Linked DNA regions of Homo sapiens: region 2 is linked to region 1. A link is an interaction called in ENCODE POLR2A ChIA-PET data of the cell type or tissue named here. Cell type or tissue: K562. All regions are shown on one strand. Each heading gives the region's core, and the rest is flanking DNA. Links, peaks and the distances in the headings are about the cores only.

The links. Peaks named below come from ENCODE experiments on the same cell type or tissue, not always from the same donor. Only the 100,000 strongest peaks of a DNase experiment are listed, where the experiment ranks them.
Region 2: POLR2A ChIA-PET joins it to region 1 with 5 read pairs; 2 of 35 experiments call an interaction of 5 or more read pairs at or near these places.

Annotation. Positions count from the first base shown.
Region 1 is chr16:27,562,154-27,572,551 of GRCh38, reverse strand. All of the region lies in intron 1 of KATNIP (katanin interacting protein), which reads right to left. Among named protein-coding and RNA genes, the nearest start is that of KATNIP, 17 kb to the right of the region's middle. In K562, for the core only: no CTCF peak of the experiment used is centred there; a DNase peak (open chromatin) is centred at 5,939; H3K4me3 peaks cover 252 bases.
Region 2 is chr16:27,767,893-27,775,892 of GRCh38, reverse strand. KATNIP (katanin interacting protein) reads right to left here. Exons shown (of 28, transcript NM_015202.5): 21 at 5,875-6,032; 22 at 4,241-4,305; 23 at 2,684-2,794; 24 at 809-948. Among named protein-coding and RNA genes, the nearest start is that of KATNIP, 220 kb to the right of the region's middle. RefSeq lists enhancers at 918-1,418, 3,655-4,420, 5,257-6,456. In K562, for the core only: no CTCF peak of the experiment used is centred there; no DNase peak of the experiment used is centred there; H3K27me3 peaks cover 1,476 bases.

The DNA of each region.
Region 1 (10,398 bases), core at 1,360-9,359:
AGAGGGAGACACAGGGCAGGGCTATCTCCGTGTGTGAGCTGTCATGCTGAGTTACTACCAGCCACAAGCCTTGGGGTAGACTAACAGAGGCCAGGATTCCCGGATAGAATGAACTAATCTGAAACTGGCTACATGCCTGCCTTTGTCTTCATTGTGTGTGTGTGTGTGTGTGTGTGTGTGTGTGTGTGTTTTCTTTTTTGCCTTAAGACAAAGAACCTAGGATTTAAGGATGAAAAAGAGACCAGCATAATGTACCACTGTAATACAGGGTGTTCTTTAAAAAAAAAAAATTTTTTTTATAGAGATGGGCGTTTTGCCATGTTGCCCAGGCTGGTCTCAATTTCCTGGGCTCATGTGATCCACCCCACTTGGCCTCCCAAAGTGCTGGGATTACAGGCATAAACCACCACACCCAGCCCAGTGTGGGGTGTTGATAGTTGGGGAGATGTATGTGGGGACAGGGGTATATGGGAGCTCTCTGTAATTTCTGCTCAATTTTGCTGAACGCTCTAAAAACCAGTTTATTAGTTAAACACACACACACATACACACACACACACACACCCCCAGGATTTAGGGATCAAGAGATTTGATTGTTAGGCCAATTTTATCAGGACCTCCTGAGGCTTGCTGCTCTGGGATAGGAGCTAGAATGAGCAGCTCCCAGAAACCCTTGACCACACGGCTCTGGCTGTCAGTCTAAGGATTCCGAGTGAGCCCTAAGGCTGGCCAGGGAAAATGACATGCCAGGTAGTCAGGCCTCATCATGCAGAGCGAAGGGACTGTCCCTGAGCTGCTAGGCACAAAGCGGGTTGGGGTCTGGGCCACTGACAGACTGGGGTGTCCTGGCAGCAGGAGTAGTGCAGAGGCCAGTGAGATGCCAGCAGGGCCCTGCAGGGCCCCACAGGGCCCAGGGCAAGAGCAGGCAGCAGGAGGGAGCAGAGCTCCTCCAGGGTGAGCACGGCAGATCCCAGCGCCTGACTGAGGCCCTTGCTTTGCTGGCCACACAGCCTCCTGGGGATCTGGTCCTGAGGGACAAGTGACAGCTATGGGACCTTGGATAAGTCATTAGGTCTCTATGGGCCATAGTTTTTTTTTTTTTTCTTTAAGAGTTAGGCTGAATCATCTTTATGGTTGCTTTTCATCTCTAAAATTATGTTATACTAATAAAGAACAGTTTAAAAAATTAAGGTGGACAATAAAAACAAAACATTAATGTGGCCAGTCGTGGTGGCTCATGCCTGTAATTCTAACACTTAGGGAGGTCGAAGCGGGTGGATCACCTGAGGTCAGGACTTCAAGACCAGCCTGGTCAACATGGTGAAACCCCATGTCTACTAAAAATACAAAAATTAGCCGGGCATGGTGGCACATGCTTGTAATTCCAGCTACTCAAGAGGCAGAGGCACAAGATTCACCTGAACCTCGGAGGCAGAAGTTGCAGTGAGCCGAGATCGCACCACTGGACTCCAGCCTGGGTAAAGGAGTGAGACTCTGTCTCAAAACAAACAAACAAACAAACAAAAACCAAAATATTAACGTAACTGGGCAGCTTAACTTCAAAATGCATTTGAAAACTTTTTTTTCCCCTTTCTCTTGGATTTCAAGATTGAACCTTAAAGGAAACTGCAGAAGCCTTTTCTCTTAGCCTTAAAATAGACTCCGTGTCCCTCCCTTTCTCACCGTATATACTGTCTTCACATTTCTCTAACTGTATACTAGTATTTGCCTATGTGCCTTCTTAGAAGTTCCAGCGGCTAATCTTGGAGCAAGCCTGGAGACCCAGCTGCAAAATTGCAGAGATGACTTCACGGTGGCGAGTTAACAACCTGGCCATTGTAGAGATGACGCCAGCCCAATGTCCAGGTAGACTGGGACCCAAGATGGCCACCCGAACAAGACACACAGATAGTACTCAGCCCAATTCTTGCATGCCTTCTTTATCAAGTTTTCCCTTTTTATTTATGTATGTATTTATTTATTTTGAGATGGAGCCTCACTCTGTTGTCCAGGCTGGAGTGCAGTGGTGCGATCTCCGCTTACTGCAACCTCTGCCTCCCAGGTTCAAGCAATTCTCCTGCCTCAGCCTCCCAAGTAGCTGGGATTACAGATGCCCACCACCATGCCTGGCTAATTTTTGTATTTTTTTTAGTAAATATGGGGTTTCACCATGTTGGCTAGGCTGGTCTCGAACTCCTGACCTCAGGTGAACCGCCTGTCTAGGCCTCCCAAAGTGCTGGGATTACAGGAGTGAGCCACTGCGCCTGGCTCACTCCTGTAAGGGAAAACTGGAGTTTTCTTCCTCCACAAAATGGAAGTGGTTACTTTGGATAGGAATCTGACCACTTCCCTTTATTAGTTTTGGTTAATAAATTCACTTTCTTATTACCAGACCTCACTCTTATTAACCGAACTCTGCAAGCAGCAAGCATGAGACCTGCGTTCAGTCGTTCAGTTACATTAATGCAAAGAACATAGAGCTTAACTACTAAAATGTGAAAGTAGGACAGATGTAGTGGCTCACGTCTGTAATCTCAGCACTTTGGGAGGCCAAGGCAAGAGGATCACTGGAGGCCAGGAGTTCAAGACCAGCCTAGGTAACATAGCAAGACCTTGTCTCTATAAAAACAAACAAAACAAAAAGAATAAAATAAAATAAAACATAAAAGCAAATCTTTCTACTGGAGTTAATTAGAAGCTTTTTAATTCATTAAATCGGAAAATAATTTGCTTATTTTCCAACGAAGATAATTCACTCAATTAAGAGCATTTATTATCTAAACTCCCTAGAAGACTGGTTGGCCCAGTCCTCACACCACTGAGCCTTTCTCTCTCCTCCAGATTAGCTCGATGCGAAGACAGCTCCTGCCTGTCAAGGATGGAAGTGCTGTAACCAGATTACACTGTGCCTGTCTACCGCACTTAGCTTCTCTGAGCATTTTCCTACCTATATCTCATTTATTCTCACAACAACTCAAAGAAGGAAGTGGAAAAAGGTGACATTAATATCAATATATGCCACTTGCAAAATTAAGGGGGTGTTCCTCTGAATTTTGCAGGGTGACCTGCCTGCTTCAGCTATGAAGCAATAAATAAGGCCAATATACTTCACTTTATAGAACAGATGTCTGTCTGGGGAAAAGAAAAAAAAAGAAGTGACTGCATTGAATTTTGTAACTACAATACTATTCTCCCACTTATGATTTCAGCAAGGTTTTATCTGCACATAGGATTCGTTTTCAATGGTTAGCACATTCTGACACTTTGCTCTAGATGAAGATAATCTTCATCGCTACCATTTAGAGGGGAGTCGCATCTTCTTGGATGTTAGTTTCTGAAGTCATCAGGCAAAGGGAAAATCAGTGCCAAAATTACCCTTGATAAAGAGTCTTAAACAACCCGTAAAGTACAGTCTACAGGACATAGCTTTTTAAATCCACTGCTGTAGACTAATATGCATGCATATTTGATGCATATGGAAATGTATATAGTACATGATAAAAATATATATGCAGAATATAATTTCATGATATTCCTAATTAAACTATTCATATTGTAATCACTCCCTCTATTTATCCTCTTCAGGTGGGAGGGGAGTGGTGGGGGTGGAGGTAAGAGCCCAGCACTGACATTAGACCCTCACTCCCATCGAGTCTGGTAAAATGCTCAGTCTTGGCATGAAAGGTCAGGTTTTGGAGAATAAAAGGAACTCAGTAGAAATCTGCAGGTAAAGAAATCCAGTGTAAGGGCCTCCCCATCACAAGAGTTTTGGATTAAGAACTTATTTCCGGCCGGGTGCGGTGGCTCACACCTGTAATCCCAGCACTTTGGGAGGCCCGGGCGGGCAGATCACGAGGTCAAGAGATTGAGACCATCCTGGCCAACAGGGTGAAACTCTGTTTCTACTAAAAATACAAAAATTAGCTGGGCGTGATGGCATGTGCCTGTAGTCTTAGCTACTCGGGAGGCTGAGGCAGGAGAATCACTTGAACCCAGGAAGCGGAGGTTGCACAGAGCCGAGATTGCACCACTACTCCAGCCTGGCGACAGAGCGAGACTTGGTCTCAAAAAAAAAAACTTATTTCTTATTCCCGGGGCAAGGCCCGGTTGCTCACACCTGTAATCCCTCAAAAGCACAAATGCATTTTTCCTTTGAGCTAGCAATATCACTACTAGGAATCAGCCGTGAAGACATCTGTCCACAAATAGGAAACAAACATATGCTCAAGGTATTTGCTGTATCATGATTTGTAATAGCAAATATCAGAAATAATAAGTCACTGAACAAATATGATGAATCCGCACAATGTAATTGAACACTGTAAAGCTGAAAGAATGAGCAAGCTTCTCATATTCTACTCCTTATATATCCTTAAAAGATGGTCATATTTTAGGTGGAAAAAAAAATCAAGACCAGAAAGTATATGTTGCATGTAACCTTTTCTCTAAGAAAAAGGGAAAATCAAAATATATACTCATATTGGTTCTATTTGCATAAAGAACTACCCAGAGAGGCATGTGAAGGACTCTTAAGGTATGTTTTTTAATATTGTTTTTATTTTTATTTTCCTATTACTATTATCTTTTAGAGACTGAGTCTTGCTCTGTTGCCCATCCTGGAATGCACTGGTGTGAACATAGCTCACTACAGCCTGGAACTGCTGGGCACAAACGATCCTCCCACCTTAGCCTCCTGAGTAGCTGGGATTACAAGGGTGTGCCACCACTGGGTGCAGTGGCTCACGCCTGTAATCCCAGCACTTTGGGAGGCCGAGGCGGGTGGATTACCTGAGGTCAAGAGTTCGAGACTAGCCTGGCCAACCAACATGGTGAAACCCCGTCTCTACTAAAAATACAAAAATTACCCAGGCGTGGTGGCAGGTGCCTGTAATGCCAGCTACTCGGGAGGCTGAGGTGGGAGAATCACTTTAACCCAGGAGCCAGAGGTTGCAGTGAGTCAAGATCGTGCCACTGCACTCCAGCCTGGGTGACAGAGGGAGACTCCTTCTCAAACAACAACAAAAACACAAACAAACAGAAAAAAAACACAAGGGTGTGCTACCACATCCAGCTTATTTACCTTTTTGTAGAGGTGGAGTCTTGCTATGTTGTCCAGGCTGGTCTCAAACTCGTGGGCTCAAGCAATCCTCTTGCCTCAGCCTCCCAAAGTGCTGAGATTATAGGCGTGAGCCACTGTGCCTGGTCTTATTTTTATTTTTGAATGATCTATTTGGATCTATTTCCTATTCAAAAAGCTAAAACAAACTTAAAATATGCAATGTCCAAAGGCTGATTTAAATGTGTAAAAAACATAACATAATGAGAAATGCTAAAGACTCTCCCATCCAAGACCTAAGATGGGGCAGGTGGTCTGTCAGAGGGAGATGGAGGAGCCTCCGTGAACCTCAGGACCCCAAATCTTGCTGGAAAGAGAACACAATATTTTTGGAGGACAAACTGACTTCTTTTAAGAGATCAATCAGTAATGTGTGAGAGATAAGAATGAAACGATGACAAAATACGGTTTCTGGAAATTGAACCAACAGTTCCTTAGTGAAGCCAATAGGCTATTGGTGACCTGCTCATTTATTTGAGGGCAAAGTTTTTATGAAATGGCTAGAGAAGATGAGAAAGGAAAAAGAAAAAGAAAAAAAAAGATAAAGGAAGGTGCAGATGGGTTGTCTGACGATCTGATTTCAAAGGGAGTCAGTTTCTCCAGTGCTTTCTGAGCACCTGCCATTGTCAGCTTCTTCCCCGGGTGATAGCTCTTGGGATTTCCTACCATTTGCAATGACAAAGCCGCATGGGTCACAGAAGCAAAGCAAACTGCCCATGGTCACACAACAAGGAAGCAAGGAAGGGTTAGCAACCCATTAGTCCAACGGCTGACCCAGTATGCTCAGCGTGCTTGCCCCACCCTGCTGCCTGCACACCGTTCTTCCAGTCCAGGAAGGAGAGCACTCCCTGTCATTACTACCCCCACCCCCATACCCCCATTTCAACTTCCTTTTTTTTTAGACAGAGTCTCACTCTGTCGCCTGGGGCTGGAGTGCAGTGGCACAATCTTGGCTCACTGCAACCTCCACCTCCTGGGTTCAAGTGATTCTCCTGCCTCAGTCTCCCAAGTAGCTGGGATTACAGGAGCCCACCACCACGCCCGGTGTATTTTTGAATTAGTAGAGACTGGGTTTTGCCATGTTGGCCAGGCTGGTCTCGAACTCCTGACCTCAGGTGATCTGCCTGCCTTGGCCTCCCAAAGTGCTGGGATTACAGGAGTGAGCTACCACGCCTGGCCGGCTTCCTGAACCTTGATTCTGGCTTCTACCTATAGTGTTTGCAAAGATACGCATGTGTTGGAGTGAGGTAAACAGAGGAAGGTGGCAGGATGGGGACAAGGTGTCCTAAGAACAGCTGCCCAGGAGGGGCACAGTGGCTCATGCCTGTAATCCTATCACTTTGGGAGGTTAAGGTGGGAGCAGCTCTTGGGCAACAAAGCAAGACTCCATCTCTTAAAAAAAAAAAAAAAAAACAGCTGCTGGTTTCCATACAGAAAGGTGGGCCTGGTTTTGATGGATTAGATTTTCCAGAGAAGTGATAAATCCAGTCTTCTAATTTTTAAATGATTAATAATTTAAAAAATTTTAAGGCTCTGTACAGGCTAAAAAAATCAGGCCTCTAGTTTCCAACTCAGTACATAACTAGGCAGACAGATCTCCCACTTTCCCACTCTTCCTTTGTTTTTTTTTTTTGTTTTTTTGTTGTTTTTTTTATGAGACATCTCACTCTGCTGTCCCGGCTAGAGTGCAGTGGTGTGATCATAGCTCACTGCAGTCTCAAACTCCTGGGCTCAAGCCATTCTCCCACCTCAGCCTCCAGAATAGCTGGCACTATAGGTATGTGCCACCACACTTGGCTAAAACTTACTTTTGTAGAGACAGGGGTCTCACTATGTTGCCCACGCTGGGCTCAAACTCCTGGATTCAAAGCAATCTCCCACCTTTGCCTTCCAAAGTGTTGGTATTACAGGCGTGAAGCAGCATGCCTGACTTTCCCATTATTTCTTTTCTTTCCTTTTTTTTTTTTTTTGAGACAGAGTCTCACTCTGTCGCCCAGGCTGGAGTGCAGTGGCGCAATCTCGCCTCACTGCAACCTCTGCCTCCGAGGTTCAAGTGATTCTCCCACCTCAGCCTCCCAAGTAGCTGGGATTACAGGGGTACGACATCATACCCAGCTAATTTTTGCATTTTTAACAGAGACGGGGTTTCACTATGTTGGCCAAGCTGGTCTCAAACTCCTGACATCAGGTGATCCACCCGCCTCGGCCTCCCAAAATGCTGGGATTACAGGTGTGAGCCACCGCGCCTGGACTCCTATTATTTCTTTATCTTGATGCCATGGACCCGTTTTGAGGGGACTTCTTTAAGGACATCCCACTAAAACAACAGAAATCTATTAGACAAAGAGCAGGACTGTTTGAAAGCCAGGTAGGGCCGGGCGTGGTGGCTCACACCTATAATCCCAGCACTTTGGGAGGCCGAGGCAGGCGGAACACCTGAGGTCAGAAGTTGAGACCAGCTTGGCTAACATGGTGAAACCCTGTCTCTACCAAAAATACAAAAAATTAGCCGGGTGTGGTGGCGCATGCCTTTAATCCCAGCTACTATGGAGGCTGAGGCAGGAGAATCGCTTGAACCCAGTAGACGGAGGTTGCAGTGAGCTGAGATTGCGCCATTACTCCAACTTGGGCAAGAAGAGTGAAACTCCGTCAAAAAAAAGCAAGCAAGCAAGCAAGCAAGCAAGCAAGCCAGGCAGACACCGGCTCTGCAACACCCCTTCCCTTCATTCCCCACGTGTGCCTCCAGGCTGATGTGGGCCTTTAAGTTACCTTCCTTTTTGGAAAGCCTGATATGATACCCCTGTCACTTTTCCTTTGCATTTTCTGTGTAACTTGACTTCTGGGGCCCAGTTTACTGCCAAATTACCTGGGATAAACAAGTCATGCTAAGATCTTCTTTTCCTTTCCAAACCCAAACAGCAGCTGGCATACAGAAATGCTTATTTATAACCTGCACACCGTTAACGCGCATTTGCTTGGTTTAGAAATGCTTAGCCATGTGTTCTTCTGGGAGCTTCATAATTAGGTAAGAGCCTGGGGACAATGCTGTGTGGCGGCTGAGAGGGGAGGCTCTGGGTCAGCCCGTCTCTCTTAGCTACTCATTACCCATTTGGGAGTCCTATTAGTCCTGACTCCATTTAAGTCTATTGTCAGGGTTAAGGCACTACATGTAAAACTCTCAGAACAGTGCCCTGCATACAGTAGGTACTTAGCAGTTATTAGTTCCCATAAACTGCTGACTATTCATGGATCTCAGCCAGTTCAACTGAACTTGGGCTTCCAAATAGATCTGGAACCTGCTCATTCCTATCATCCCGCTCTCCAAGCCAGGCCCCGTCAACTCCCCCTGGGCTTTTTCTTTTTTCTTTTTTCCAGACAGGGTCTTGCTCTGTTGCCCAGGCTGGAGTGCAGTGGGCATGATCATGGCTCACTGCAGTCTCGACCTACTGGGCTCAAGTGATCCTCCTGCCTCAGCCTCCTAAGTAGCTAGGACACAGGTATGTGCCATCATGGCCAGCTTTTTTTTTTTTTTTTTTTTTTTTTTAATTTACTAGAGATGAGGTCTCACTATGTTGCCTAGCTGGTCTCGAACTCCTGGGTTCAAGCAATTCTACCCATCTCAGCTTCCCAACGTGCTGGGATTAGAGGCATGAGCCACTGCATGTGACCAACTTTTTCAACAGCCACCTAGTAGGTATCCCTGCCTCCACTCTTGCCTGGATTTTCCTATGGCAGCCATATAAAAACCAGACCCTACCACTTGCCTGCCTGAACTTCTAATGTTTCCCTGTGCATGCAGAAAAGAATCCAAGCCTCATTCTGACCAGGCTCTGCATGGCCTGGCCCACGGGATATTTTGGACCTCTCCTCCCTCTTCCCTGCAGCCCTCTTCCCTGCAGTCTTTCTTCTTTGTATTTAGAGAAGGAACCTTGCTCTATTGCCCAGGCTGGACTGCAGTGGTGTGATCACAGCTCACTGCAGCCTCGACCTCCCAGGCTCAAGCGATACACCCAAGTGGACTCCTGCACAGATGGGACCACAGGCGTGCACCACTGCACCTAGTCCCACATCCCTCTTCTGCTCCGTAGACCCAAGACTCCTTCCTGCCTCAGGGCCTTAGCTCTCTCCTCTGGGCCAAGAGCACTCATGCCCTTGGTCTTATGAGGGATCCTTCTTAGCAATGAGATTTCAGCTTAAAACCACCCACCTCTCCAGAGGGACCCAGCCCTCAGTCCTCCGTCTTAACCTTCTGCATGGCACTTACTGACATTTTCTTATTAATATGTTTGTAGTCTGTCTCCCCAACTAAAAATAAGCCCCATGAAACCAGAGGCTGCTATCTGGCTTATCAGTGAATTCTCCACACCTGGAATAGTGCCTAGAATGGAGTGTGCATCAGTAGAAATTTCTGAAATGGATGAACGAGTAAATGACCGAATTTCTGAATAGACAATGCTGAAAGGGACAGAAGGCATGACCGTGTTCTGCAGTAGAGATGTCATCTGCTCTTGCAATGTGCTTTCCTGATCCCTTCCCCCTGCTCTTTCTGGGATGGTGAAACGAAATATGACAAAGTCAGTTTAATACCCCATTGAAGATAATTGGAAAATATTGATTTTTTTTCCATTTGAAATAGTAAAGATAAGTAAATGCTACACTTCTGTAATCTAATCAGCGGCTTATGTGACAACACGCTTCCCAGGCTGAAATATATTTCAGTCTATCTCTGTATCCATCAGACAAGCTCCTAAACCCATTCCCACTCTGGCACTCCAACCAAGTCTCATCCAGCCATTCCAGTTCCCCATAGTGTATGAGTGAAGACTTTGCACTTGTGAAAACGTGCATGGGTATGTATGTGTAACCTAATTAAAGTGTCTTCTGAGTATCTGCACCTCCCAAAAATGATCTGCCAATCTGCCTTGAGAAACGTTGGAAGTAGCTCATGAGATCTCCCAGAATCCTAAGGAAAGAGATGTGTTCCTTCTCCACATAGCTAATTTGTACTGAGAGTCTACCAAGCACCAGGCCCTGTTCTAAGGGTTTTAGATGGATGAATTCATTTGATTCTCCTAGCAGCCTTATGGGAAGGTCCTATTATTATTATCACCATTATTATTTTTTTGAGATAGGGTCTCACTCTGTCGGCCAGGCTGGAGTCAAAGTGGTGTGGTCATGGCTCACCATAATAACTTCAACCTTCTGGGCTTCAGTGATCCGCCCACCTCAGCCTCCCAAGGAGCTGGGACTACAGGCATGTGCCACCAAGCCCAGCTAATTTA
Region 2 (8,000 bases), core at 1-8,000, 200 kb before region 1:
GTGGCCTTTGGAAAACTTCCGTCATAGAATTGCTGATGCTGTACCTTCCTGTGTTTTCAGAGAAAAAGGTGCCCCCGATCCCCCACTCAGTCCCATGGCATGGACAAGGGACACATCCCTAGTCATATGGCTGCCAAGAACCCGCTGTGCATCTCTACCAGGCACCTGGCCCTGGGCTGAGAGGCTGCAGGGGGGCTGACCACCCCGTCCATGCCCTCTCCCCTTCCTCTCCACCACAACCAACCACGTCTTCTCACCATGAGGCCTCAGAGCTAAAAGCTAAGCAGGACCCAGTGCAAGATTTGAGATCTGGGAAACTGAGTCAGTTGGTCGGAAGAGCTGACCAGGCCAATTTAGGGCCAGAAGGAGGGCAGGGCGGCCGTACTGGGGTCATCTACCTGGTGATGTAGGAAGGGGCAGAAACCGTGAGTGTGCGGAGAGCTGGGTGGGGAGGAAGAGGGCACAGTGGCTGCAAAGCCAGGCAGAGCAGAGAACCAGAGAGGGCTGCCTGCAGGGACCCAGGACGCCCAAGCCCTCAGGCAGTTGTGCTGGGGTTCCTGGCTTCAGATTCCCATGGGACCCCTTTCGCCCCAGGTGTCCACTTATAAAAGAGAAAGAACTGCTGGCCTGGAAGAGCTGACCCCATCAGGCAAGTTAGCAAAGACCTAAACCTTTCTGACAGCTCCCAAGCATCTTGGCTTGAGATTAACTTGACCTGGAAGAAAGACGTGTCACTGAGACCAGGGAAAGAAAGTCCCCCTGCCCGCCTGAGGGCCAGGAGCTGCGGTGGCCGCTGCCGGGAACCCACCAGGCCCGGCAGGATGGGAGCCAGCCACATGTGCCGGCCATCACTGGTGTCGTTCACTTGGTCGATGAGCTTGTCTGGGGTGCGGACGTCCCCGCCCACACCCTCCAGGGAGTTCACGCTGTCGGGGAAGGCCGCAATATCTGAGGAGACGTCTAAGTTGCCATAACCCAAATCTGTGTGCTCGGGGCTGCCAGCCACCCTCAGGCTGATGGCGTGGCTCGGGGGACTCTGGGGCTGGCAGGGCTGATGCTTTGGGCAGCCGCAGCAGTGACAGCTGAATTGGACGTGTCCTGGGGAAACGGGGAGTGCCGGGCCCAAGGGGAGCAGGTGTGTCTGGAGAGGTGGTCAGTTTCAAGTAGAGAGAGAAGGAAACCACACAGAAGGCCAGCTGAAAAAGAGACGTTGCAGGGAACTGCCAGAGCTGGGGACGTAAAATGTTGCTGCTGCTTGAGAGGGTGGAGGGCAAGCTCTGCGGAGGTTTTCTTTTGGAAGGGAATGGGGCGGTGGCTGGATTCTACCCTGGCATGTGAGTATCATGCCGAGCCTCTCTTCCTGGTCAGTGTGGAAGGACCTCGGAGCAGCTGGACCCAGCTAATGTGATCTGCAGAACCCAGCTTCTAGCTCTGCCTCTGCCATTATGACCTGTGAGGGCGTGGGCAAGTCACAGGTCAACCCTGGGCCTGTTTTCCCATCTGTAAAATGGGTATAAAAACCTCCAGCTCCCAGGATGGATGTGAGGATCTCAGAGTGCACCAGATGTGAGCACTTTGGTAAAATCAATGAAACTTTATAGCTTCGAGGAGTCGCTAATAATGATCTAAAACATCAAGAATCATTCATCCCAGCTGAGGAGGGTGGTGGCACCAGGGGAAGGCAGAAAAGGATCCAACTGGAAGCCAGGGACCCCAAACAGATGCAAGGCAGGCTTTGGGGTTCGACTTGCCCTGGTATTTCCCTAACTGTGGTGGGCCAGGGATCACAGATTCAAGATCCGAGGGGGCCAGGCAGGTTACATGAAAGAGGCAGGATAGCCTACTGCTTGGTCAAGAGCTGGTGTCTGGACACTCACTGGCTGTGTGACATTAGGCAAGTTACTCAATCTCTCTGTGTCTCAGGCTCCTCATCTGTAAAATGGGGATAACAGCAGCAATCACCTCACAAGATTGTTGTGAGGGCAGATGAGGTAGCACAGAGTGAGCCCTGAGAAAATATTAGCAGTGAGTTTCGGGGCCTGGTAGATAACAATGGGAGGAGTGGGGGGCTAAGGTAGACCAGAAGGATATGCTTGGGGAGAAATGGCAACAGATAACCAGGTCCAGCCATTGTCACTATGCATAATCAAGGGCCTGTGTTGCCAATTTCTCAGGGGAAACCAGAGATCAGGGTTTTCATGTGAAACCTCGTGATTTCTAAAAATATTAGCAACTCATTTTAAAATGCACTGGGCTAACAGTCTGCAAATTCTGGTGTGGGCATACTATGCACAAAGGGTTCCATACTTAAGAAATTCAGGACACACTGAGTTGAACACAGTGCAACAGGCTTCTCCCTGCAGACCTTGTCAGAGCCTTTGGAACTCCAAAGTATCTGTGGTTCTCCGAGAAGGGGGCGCTATAGTTGGCAGCCTCTCTCAATTCACTGGACCACAGGACTCTGGTTTGTGGAATTCCTGCTCCTGATGTCTTAGCAGGCAGGGCTGGGAGCTGCTCTCTGCTGCCCGTCCCCAAGGGTCAGCATCTGACTATAAGCAAAGCCCCCTGGGCTCTGGTTCCTAGAGGGCCATTTCCCTCTGCACACAAGGCTTCTGCCCCGTTCCCGACCCTCCCATGCTCCCTTCAGTCTGGGTGGAGCCCACTCCTGTCCTACAAAGGATACTGTTTTCCGACAAGGGGATTTTTTCTCCTCGCTCGTCATACAGCTCCAGGCCGGTGAGGCCGATGTAGTAGGGGTCGCCCCAGCTGGTGAGAAGCTGAAACTGGAAAATGACTGGGACACTTTATTAAGGAAAAGAAGGCTTAATTTTTTTTTTTCAGAATATAGTAAAACAATGGCAAAGATAAGAGGAATTGTTTTGGGTTTATGTTGATGAATGAGAGAAAAACATTTTTCTCTTATTGCAACTAGAGCCTATCAAAATATAGGTAGCATCACATTTTCTTAAATTGCATGTGTGTGCATGTGTGTGTGTGTGTGCATGTGAGTGTTCATGTGTGTGTATGCATGCATGTGTGCACGTGTGCGTGTGCCCGTGTGTGTGTGTATTAGGAATTCAAAGCCTTCCTCTAGGCCCCAGGAGACAGGACGGGAGGAGAGGGTGCTCTCCAGGGAGCAGGCAGGATGGGGAAACATCTGTGTCACAAACTGATTGTATGGTATTGAACAAAATGCTCCAGTTTCCCTGGTTGTGAAATGACAAGAACAGAGTACCTGCAACCTCCTCCATCCCTTTCAAGTAAACAGGAGGCTAAGAAGGGGACACATAAACCTCACAGCGCCAGGGGCCATGGGCCGGGGCAAGGAGACCACCATTGCTGCTGAAGTCCCACGTGCAGAGCTGGGCATCAAGCCTTTCCTCAGCCCTGTGCTCTGCTCACTCCCCGCACTCCCAGGAGCAGGCCGGGTGGCTCTCAGATGATGGCATAGCCAGAGACAGTGCTTCCAGAACTGGCTGGCTAGAGAGCGGGCCTTAGAGCCAGGCTGCCTGGGTTCACCTCCCCTGGGCCCTACCCCTTCCCACCTGTGCAGCCTTGGGCAAATTACTGAGCCTCTCTGTGCCTCAGTTTTCCTAGCTGTGAAATGGGAATGATAGTAGTACCAGAGTGCTGGGCTCTGCTGCCTGGGCTAAAGTACAGTGGTGCAATCAGAGCTCACTGCAGCCTCGAACTCCTGGGCTCAAAAGGTCCTCCCACCTCAGCCTCCAAGTAGCTTGGACTATGGGCATGTACCACCAGCTAATTTATTTATTTTTTTTTAAGATATGGAGTCTCATTATGTTGCCCAGGCTAGTCTCAAACTCCTGGCCCCAAGCAATCCAACCTCCTTGGTCTCCTAAAGCGCTGGGATTACAGGTGTGAGCTATTGTGCCTGGATTGCCAAGTTATTTCTATCTTCACCTCCTCCCTGGCTGGTTCCAGGACACCCCCCTTCCCCAGTCCAGCCACTGGGGTCAGTGCCAGCTTCTCTAGCCCCTCCCAGCTGGAGTCCTGGGTGCTGCCCCCTCCAGCCTCAGCAGGAACTAGCCTGGCTGCCCCAGTTCCAGCAGCTCCTAGTGGCCCTGAGGACCCAGGAGGCCTCCTATCCTCTGCCTTGGTTTCCTTGCATGGAGTTCCAGCTGCCTCATCTGTGGCCGCCTGAAACCCTGGCTGGGCAGTTGCGGCCCAGGCGCTGCCTCGGGGCCCAGAATGTGCTGGTGGGGCGGGAGGAGAAGGATACAGCCACAGGGCATCAGCGGTGCCTCGTAGTCCATGCTTGCACACTCCAGGCTTCTCATGTCCAGCCTGAAAAAGCACAAAACAGCACCATGAAGAAGCTCACGACGGCCCAGAATCACCAGCCAGTTACCCCCTAGGTAACAGCCTTTGAAGAAACATGGCAGTTTAGCGTTCCCTAGGATGCAGCAGGGAAAAGAGAGATGAGGCCCCTGCTCGTGTGGAGTTCCCGCTCTAGATGACAGTCATTGCCAATGCTGGCAGGATGCTGTGCCAGGGAGGCACGGGGCTCAGGGCTTTCCTGAAATGGACTCTTTTATTCCTCAACACAACCCTAGGAGGTGGGTATTTTTAGATGCTTGGGATGTGGATGAGGAAACTGGAACACGGAGAAGTGAGGTCACTTGCTCAAGGCCATGCAGCTGGTAGTGGCAGAACCGGGATGGGACGTGAGGTTGCCTGGTACCACTGCCCCCTTTCTTAACCAACCCCCTCTATGTCTTTAAACACAAGGAGGGTCCACGCTGTGCCGACAGCCAGGACGGGGTGACAGGGCAGAGGGACTGGGTGGGGCAGGCTGCCTCAGGGAGTGCTCTGGGAAGGCCTCCAGGAGGAGGCAGCCTTGGGAAGTGCCAGAGCTGAACCTTCCACGCAGAGGAGCAGCAGAGCAAAGGCCCAAGGTGGGAAGTCACTGGGCTGCTGGTGTTTGCCCCAGAAAGCGGCCAGAGGGCTGGAGTCTGGGGCAGGATGGGGAGAGGGAAGTGAGAGGAGGCTGGAAGGCAGGCACAGCCCTGATGGCTTTGGCTTCATGATCTTCAGCACCTGGCTCCACCAGCCAGAGCCTCAGTTCCCACATCTGTAAAACGGGCATCATACTGGCTAGGTCAAAGGGTGGCTGGAAGGATTTCCCAAAGGACACATCAAAGTGTTCACACAGCTGGCCCTCGGGAAGGATCCTCTCCTCCACGGCCCTCCTGACGGGGCCCCTCTCCCTGGTCCGCTGTCAGTGCCCTCCAGCCCTAGCCTGGTTCTCTTCCATTTCAAGGGCAATGTTACAATTAAATGACTTCCTAGTGACCAGCCCAGCCAGCCAACCCCGCTACAGTGCAGGGAAACTCATTTTGTTTCAAGAGCTTGGCCTCTGGCGTTTGGACATCAGGGGGTTTCAATGAGTAAACTTAACGTGGCATTTACAAATCGTTATGAACTTAATGCAGCTGAGACTGGGGCCGAGAAATCCCAGTGAATCCATGAAATATTAAGCTCTATTTTTCTCCTTGAATCTTTCTAAATCAGGAACACAGAAACGGGAGAAGGAAGGCCCTTCCCCAAACTGGCCGGCAGGCATTTCTGGAATGGAGGCAGGCTGTAGCCTCTTTTCTCAGCAGGAAACGCAATGAAGCATTTAAAATCTTCAGCACTCCAGACTGTGAAAAACCCAAATGTCCCCAGACAAGGTAAGTCCATTCCACAGGCTTCCGGTGAGGCTTGGCTGAGCTTTAGAAAATGACTAAGTTGAAAAGCAATGCGTTTGATCATCGTTTCAAAACCCTTTCGGAATGTACATCAGAGCAACTTGCAAAGCAAGCGGGCCCAGGGGCCGGGAGGGGCTGTGTGTGGCGCCCACTTTCTCCTCACCTCCTGGCCGGCTGGGGCAGCAGCTGAGCCCGTAGGTAGTCCACGAAGAGGATTTCTTGAGCAAAATCAAAGTGGCAGTTGCCTGGCCCCTTCCGGATGAGAAAGCCCTCTGGCGGGGAGACGCACAGGCCATCCAGGGAGACGTGGACAATCTTGGCCTGGCAAACAAAAGAAATAACATGACTGAAGGGAGGCAGGCCATGTGGGGACAGAAGCGGTGCTGACGTGACCGGAGCTGCTGGCAGCTGTGCTCACCATGGGGAGCCTTTCGCAGAGCCACCTGACCGAGGTCCATTTCCCATATCAGGTGCTGTGTGGGCGCTGGGCAGGTAGCAGAGGACAAGACAGGCGAGCCCCCTGCTACAGCGGACACTGGTCCACGGCTTTCAGGGGTGGCACGTGACTTGGCCAAGGCCTCGCCCACCTCAACAGCTGCAGCGGCCTGGGGCGGCATGAGATGGAGGTCAAGGGCATGGACTCAGGCGCTTCCATGTGCACCACTAGTAGCTGTGTATGTTACCTACCTTCCCTATGCCTCAATTTCCTCATCTGTTAAATGGGCACGGTCATGAGTTAACCTACGTAAAGTGCCCTAAACAGAGCCTGGCACAAACTGTATACTTCGTGAATGTTAGCCTCTATCACTCCTTTTTCAACCCCTGGCTCACACATCAATACCCCTCTGGGAGCTCTCCCTTAGGACAGGACAGGCCTCTTTCTGATCTTCCTTCTCATGGCACTGAGCTCATCCTTTTTGGGCCTGTATGCCTAGCAGCATCCCAGTGGCTTCTGGGTCTCTCTTATGGCAGAGGTTCTGGCTGGACCACCTCTCTGTCTGCCTCAGGGCCTGGAACACAGCAGATGCTTTCTAAGAGCTTGCAGGATTCACGTGGATTTGAGCCAACATCTCTCCCTGTTCTAGCCAGAGTTCTCCAGCCAGATGGCCAGGTTCTACTGGTCAGTTTCAAAGTCCTAATGGTAGAGTCTGAGGCGGCCCAGCCACCACCTGCTCTATGGGCAGGGAGGGGCAACAGCCATCACTCTCTGATTTCAGATTTTGGAGCCTGGTTCTCCTCGACACCTTAGCCCACATTCGTGGTCAGCAACATGGGTGCAGCTGTTGATCCAACTGGTGCCTTTCCTCTAGGGAGAGGCAGAGGCGCTCCTCCTGCAGAAAGGAAGGGAGGAAGGGTCCCTGACCTGGCTCTCATGTGCCCCTGGGGCCCCTCGTTCCTTCAGCATTTTGGGAGCCCCTCTATGTCAGTTACAGGACAAGTAAACCTGAAGTGTGGTGCTACCTGGCTTCGGGCGTGGCTGTCACTAGAACTTGGTCCCTGTCCTCCATCTCTCCATCTGCTTTCCTCAAGGGGGATTCCTACCTGGGCCCCCTGAGCTGAACTTGAAACATGGCCGGGCCCATCAGCATGACTCCTGGGGTTTTGCTGGCTTGCCTGGAAAGGGGAGCTTTCTCTTCTGCTGGGCTTGGAGCTAGCAGGACATAAGCCTGGAGCTGCCAGAGTGTGCCCTGGACAGAGTCGCCCAAAAGTAGATTCAGTGATGGCAAAGCAGAGGCCCAGGAAGCCCCTGTCCATCCTCCAGGGCCAACACCTCCTCCAGGAAGCATCCCTGACTTCCCTGGGCAGAGCTGGCCACATGTCCTCTGCTCATTCCCTTCGAGGTGACCTCTATCACCACCTCCATCTTATAGGGAAGGAAGCTAAACTTCACAGGGACTAAGTGATTTGCCCGAGGGCCACTGAAGGGATTTGAAGCCCCAAGTCCAGGAGTCCAGGGCCCTGGCTTCCAACCACATGTCAGGGACCCCTGGTGCTCGGGAAGGCCTTTTGGGGTGTGGGATCTGAGTCAAAGCACCCATTTCACTGCAGTGGGGGTCTCCCATCTCAGGCCACGTGCCCATTCCCCCCCACCCCCACCTCATCCCACTGTAGCCATTGTCTGGCTGGTGGGGCCCAGACCTGTGAGATGGGAACTCAGCCCAACATCCCCAGATGGTGAATTCAGGTCACAGAAGCTCTACCAGACAGACTGTGATTTGCTCAAGGGAATTTTAAGGCCCAAAGGCACAACTTGAGGCAGAAGGCTGTTTTTTAATGTCAATATATCTG